Regions from separate parts of the Homo sapiens genome. Here region 1 is linked to region 2. A link is a loop called in an ENCODE intact Hi-C map of the cell type or tissue named here. Cell type or tissue: PC-3. All regions are shown on one strand. Links, peaks and the distances in the headings refer to the core of each region. The heading gives the core; the rest is flanking DNA. Region 1 has its middle 120 kb from the start of UBE2E1. Region 2 overlaps UBE2E2 (ubiquitin conjugating enzyme E2 E2).

The links. Hi-C counts contacts between places; a loop is a spot of excess contacts. Peaks named below come from ENCODE experiments on the same cell type or tissue, not always from the same donor. Only the 100,000 strongest peaks of a DNase experiment are listed, where the experiment ranks them.
Region 1: a loop joins it to region 2, with 2.4 times the contacts of the local background. A loop is called at or near these places in 1 of 110 quality-filtered maps.

Annotation. Positions count from the first base shown.
Region 1 is chr3:23,684,420-23,687,236 of GRCh38, forward strand. No RefSeq gene overlaps it. Among named protein-coding and RNA genes, the nearest start is that of UBE2E1, 120 kb to the right of the region's middle. In PC-3, for the core only: no CTCF peak of the experiment used is centred there; a DNase peak (open chromatin) is centred at 1,602; H3K27ac peaks cover 1,998 bases.
Region 2 is chr3:23,579,312-23,582,128 of GRCh38, forward strand. All of the region lies in intron 5 of UBE2E2 (ubiquitin conjugating enzyme E2 E2), which reads left to right. Among named protein-coding and RNA genes, the nearest start is that of UBE2E1, 230 kb to the right of the region's middle. In PC-3, for the core only: no CTCF peak of the experiment used is centred there; a DNase peak (open chromatin) is centred at 1,250; H3K4me3 peaks cover 620 bases; H3K27ac peaks cover 1,690 bases.

The DNA of each region.
Region 1 (2,817 bases), core at 153-2,652, 110 kb after region 2:
TAAATGCTCGCTATGTGCCAAAGACAGTTGTAGTGCTTTGGGGTATATCTTCTCACTTAAGCTTCACCTATTTATGTACTAATATTAACCCCATTTTACACATAGGGAAACTAAGACATGAAAACTTGAACAAATCTTACAACCAACTGATGGTAGATCCAAAATTTCAACCTAAATGGTCAAGATCCACAGGCTGTGTTGTTGTTGTTGTTGTTGTTGTTGTTGTTTTGTTGTTTTGTTTTGAGACTCTCTCTCTGTCTCCCAAGCTGGAGTGCAGTGGTGCCATCTCAGCCTTGATCTCCTGTGCTCAAGCGATCCTCCCACCTCAGCCTCCCAAGTAGCTGGGACTACAGGTGTGCACCACCATGCCCAGCCATTTTTTTTTATTTTTTGTAGAGATGGGGTCTCATTTTGTTGCCAGGCTTGTCTCAAACTCCTGAGTTCAAGTGATCCTTCCGCTTTGGCCTCCCAAAGTGCTGGGATTACAGGTGTGAACCACTATGCCCAGCCTCAGCCTTTGTTCTTAATCACTTTGCCTTAGAAGAGATGACCCTTAATGTGTCTAAAGCAGTCAGGCCAATGAAATCAAATGTGAGCCATAAAATGTGAGTCACATATGTGATTTTAACTTTCCTAGTGACCACGTTAAGAAAAATGATTTTTTTTTTTTTTTTGAGATGGAGTCTCACTCTGTCATCAGGCTGGAGCGCAGTTGGCACGATCTCGGCTCACTGCAACCTCTGCCTTCCAGGTTCAAGCGATTCTCCTGCCTCAGCCTCCTGAGTAGCTGGGATTACAAGTGCACACCACCACACCCGGCTAATTTTTGTATTTGTAGTAGAGACAGGGTTTCATCATGTTGGCCAGGATGGTTTCGATCTCTTGACCTCGTGATTCACCCACATCAGCCTCCCAAAGTGCTGGGATTACAGGCATGAGCCACCGTGCCCAGCCCGAAATTATTTTTAAAAATTTTATTTAACCCAGTATATATTTAAAAATCTACCATTTCAACGTGTTCAATATAAATAATTATGAGATAGTTTACATTGTTTTTTCATACTCAGTCTTTGAAGTCTGGTGAGTATTTTATACCTCCCAATTCGGCCCAGCCACATTTCAAGTGCTCAGTAGTACTTGTGACTGGCACCTACCATATGGCAGCTGGACTGAGCATGTCTAAAGGAACTCTCGGTGTAACCCTTAGACGCTGAAATAACCAGGCTGCTCTTACTCCCTACCCACAATAAAATTCCCACTGTCCCAGCCAGGGACCGCGAAGCTCTGCCCCCTTTAGGATGCCAATCAGTTATTGGAATACCTGAGCCTGCCTCTCAACTCAGTCTTGGGTGTTGGGGGGTTATGACCATCTTCATAAACTGCAGTTATCTTTCACCCCATGGACAAGAATCCAGAGTCCACAGTCCCTGTCACGTAGATTGGGATCTTGGTTTGCCAGTGGTGAGGCGGCCAGTTCTGTGCACTCACCCTGAGCCTCTCACTCCCTCTCTGCCTGGAATGAGTCCAACTTGGTGAGTCAGGGCATGAGTTATGAGTAATCCAGAAGGCCCTGAACAATTGTCTTCCTGACTTTTGAATCACCCGATCCTCTCTGGGATCAGATCAAGTTGGGGGAGTTGGTTCTGTTGGTTGGCAGGGACGGGCCCCCTGCTGAGATGTCTCATCTGGTCCCTCCTTTTTCTCTTGGCTCCCTGACAGTTCAGGCATTTGGCAGAGGGAACTTAAATTTTCTGGAATTGCTTTTGCAGGGAATTTATCATGAACTCACCAGTCCCTTCACGTGGCTTCCATTCTCTCAAGGTTTAGTTCATTGGTTTGGGGGTTCCCCTCCCTACTTTTTTTCCCTTTTAAAAGCTCTAACCATTAAAACATAACTTAGTAAGCTAGAGAGTGGTTTAAATAAAATGAAAAATCGAAAGACAATTATGGTTATGGTGTGTTGTCAACTTCTCACTTGTGAGAGACCAGTCTTTCCACCTGAACCCTCACCCAGAAAATTCTGCAGATTCTACTTTCAGGCCCCTCTGCCCACAGTATTGGCAGAGACTTTTATACACTGGTGCAAAATTTAAAATTCTTCCAGGAGAAAGAAGTGCTCCAATCCTAGAGGGACTCTCATGTTGAAATATAACAGTGGAGTTAATTAGCATTGCAGGGCTCACAAAACTGCCTCCAGGGGCTCCTTCTCAGATTTAAATCAGGGCTGTGTGTGAGATGGAACAGCTCCCACAGAAAGACCCCTTCCACCAACAGCTCTGACCACCGTTTTTTCATCCTTCTCCTTTGGCTCTGCGAGGAGGAACAGCTGAGCCTGGATCGGTGGGCAGCATTTACCAGCTGCATGCTAATAGTGCCCAGGGCCCCTTCCCAGCCCACCTCCTGCTTTCCCCTCAGCACTTTGCTTCTGAAGCCAGATCTCCTTAACCCTTTAAGTTCACACTTATCCCTGTCCTAGAGTGGCAGCAGTTGGGTGAGCCTGGACTTTTCCAGGTTGGGGAAGAAGTCAGGGGGGGCCTTTGGCCCAAGCACTCCTTTCAGCTCAGCCTAAGAAAGTGCATTTTCTAAATGACCCTGCCATTTTTTTTGTATCCTGGACATGAGCTAGATATCTGCTTCATAGATTCTCTGCATGCGTTTCACAACCTTGCCTGGTAGGTATTCTAATCTCCATTTTACAAAGGAGGAAACTAGGACTGAGAGAGGAGGTGGTGTTTCTAAGTTGAACCTGCATGAAAGATGGTTCTAGGATCCCAACCCAGGTCTGTCTTGCTCCAAAGCCCCATGCCAGGAACACTG
Region 2 (2,817 bases), core at 108-2,607:
GAGGTGGAGCTTGCAGTGAGCCAAGATCGTGCCACTACACTCCAGCCTGGGCAACAGAGCAAGACTCCATCTCAAAAAAAAAAAAAAAAACCTAAAAGCCTGGGTGTGGTGACTCATATCTGTAATCCCAGTGCTTTGGGAGGCTAGGTGGGAGGATCACTTGAGGCCAGGAGTTTGAGACCAGCCTGGGCAACATAGCAAGACCCTTTCTCAACAACAACAACAACAAAAATTAAAAGTTAGCCAGGCATGACGGTTTGTGTCTGTAGTCCTAACTACTTGGGAGACTGATACAGGAGGATCACTTGAGCCCAGGATCGCGAAGTTACAGTGAACTACGATCGTACCACTGCACTCCAGCCTGGGCAACAGAGCAAGACCCTGTCTCTTAAAAAAAAAAGAAAAAAGAATACTATTTCCTAAGGCTATAGTTTCCATAGATGGCGATTCTCTGATGGATCTGACCAAGGTAAATTGAAAACCTTGTGTAAAGGATTCACCATTCTGTGTGCCATTAAGAACATTTGTGATTCATGGGAGGAGGTCAAAATATCCACATTAACCAGAGTTTTGAACAAGTTGATTCCAACTCTCGTGGATGATTTGAGGGTTTCACAACTTTTATTGGAGGAAATAACTGCAGATGTAATGGAAATAGCAAGAGAACTAGAATTAGAGTAGTACCTGTAAATGTGACTGAACTGCTATAATCTTATGAACAAACTTGAACAGATGAAGAGTTGCTTATTATGGGTGAGCAAAGAAAGTGGTTTCCTAAGATGAAATCTACTGGTGAAGATTGTTTGAACACTGAAATGACAACAAAGTTTTTAGAATATTACATATAAACTTAGCTGATAAGACAGTGGCAGGATTTAAGAGGCTTGATTCCGATTTTGAAAGAAGTTCTGTAAGTGAAATACTGTCAAACAGCAACATCACATGCACAGAGAACTCTTTCCTGAAAGGGAGAGTCGATCGATGCGGCAAACTGTATTGTTGTCTTATTGTAAGAAATTGCCATAGCCACCCCAGCCTTCAGTAACCTGATCAGTCAGCAGCCATCCACATTAAGGCAAGATCCTCCAACAGTAAAAAGATTACGACTTACTGAAGGCTCAGATGATTGTTAGCATTTTTTTAGCAATATTTTTAAGGTATGTACTTTTTTAAGACATAATGCTATTGCACACGTAATAGACTACAGTATAAACACGCACTGGGAAACCAAAAAATATGTGTGACTCACTTTATTGTGACATTCACTTTATTGCGGCAGTCTGTAATCAGACCTGTAACATTTCCAAGGTATGCCTGTATTTGCAGTGCAATGATAGAGATATGAACAAACAAATCAGAGATGGGACACATAAGACTGCTAGGAAGCCCCTGGAAGACATCCTCAGGGAGGCTATGCTTGAACTAAATGTTGAGAAATGAGTAGAAGCCTGCCAGGTAAAAAAGTAGAAAAGGTTATCCCAGGCAGAGGAACCAACATAAGCAAACAAACATAATCATAAAAGAGCAGGGCTTATTTTTTTATTGCATATTTTAATAACTTGATTCAGGTAATCAGATGTCCCAGAAAATATCCCAAACTTTACAAAATATCTTAAGTTTTAAAAATCCTTATGGTAATGTCACGTAACTTCCTATCTAACGTCAGATCTGATTCATGTTAAACACGTTTTGCATATGGCAAAGGGCTTTTATTTCAGGTAAATGGTGAAATTGTTGGTCCTTTTATTATTTTTTTAATTTTTATTTATTTATTTTTGAGGTGGGGTCTCACTCTGACACCCAGGCTGGAGTGCAGTGGCACAACCATAGCTCCCCACAATCTTGAACTCCTGGACTCAAGGGATCCTCCAGAGTAGCTGGGACTATAGGCATGCACCACCACACCCAGCTAATTTTTAAAAATTTATGTAGAGGCGGGGTCTCGCTATATTGATCAGGTTCATCTTAAACTCCTGGCATCCTCGAGCAGGGCTTATTTAAAAAGCTGAAAGTCATTTATTATGGTTAAAGCATGAGGGGAGGAGGCTAGAAAGATAAAGTCTGGATCACAGAAGACCTTGGGAGCCATGCTGAGTTTGGATTTTATCTGAAGAGAATGTCTTTAAGAAGACAATCAGGTATATATTCTTAAAAGATGCACACAAATACATATTTGTTTTCAATTTGTATATGCTTTACAAGGATTAATTCACTTAATTCTCATAACAAACTATGAAGTGTAGGTACCATTATTCTCCCCATTTTGCAGTTGAGGAAACTGAGGCACAGTAATTTCCCAAGGTGACCTGACTCCGTGGTGGAACTAAGTTAAAAACCCAGACATTCTGGATCCAATGCCCATGCCCTTTTCCACTATGCTATACTATCTTTGTGTTTCTTCAAGATGTGTATGTTTTCTTATGAAAGGGGAATAAAAAAATTTTTCGTGTAATTTCTTCCATACCACCTACCAACCAAGATAGAATGTTCTTTGGTCTTGCAAATAGAGTCATTCAGCAGTTCAGCAGTCTGCCTGTCTTTTCTCCATTTCCTCAGGATTCACTTTCCTCTTACCACTTAGCTGCTGCTTATCCCTTTTAGTCTGGATTTTTTGTTTTAGTTTCAGGGGTACATGTGCAGATTTATTATATAGGTCAATTGCATGTCACAGGGGTTTGATATACAGTTGGTTTTGTCACCCAGGTAATAAGCATAGGTAGTTTTTCTATCCTCACCCTTCTCCCACCCTCCACCCTCAAGTAGGCCATGGTATCTGTTGTTTGCTTCTTTGTGTCCATGGGTACTGAATGTTTAGCT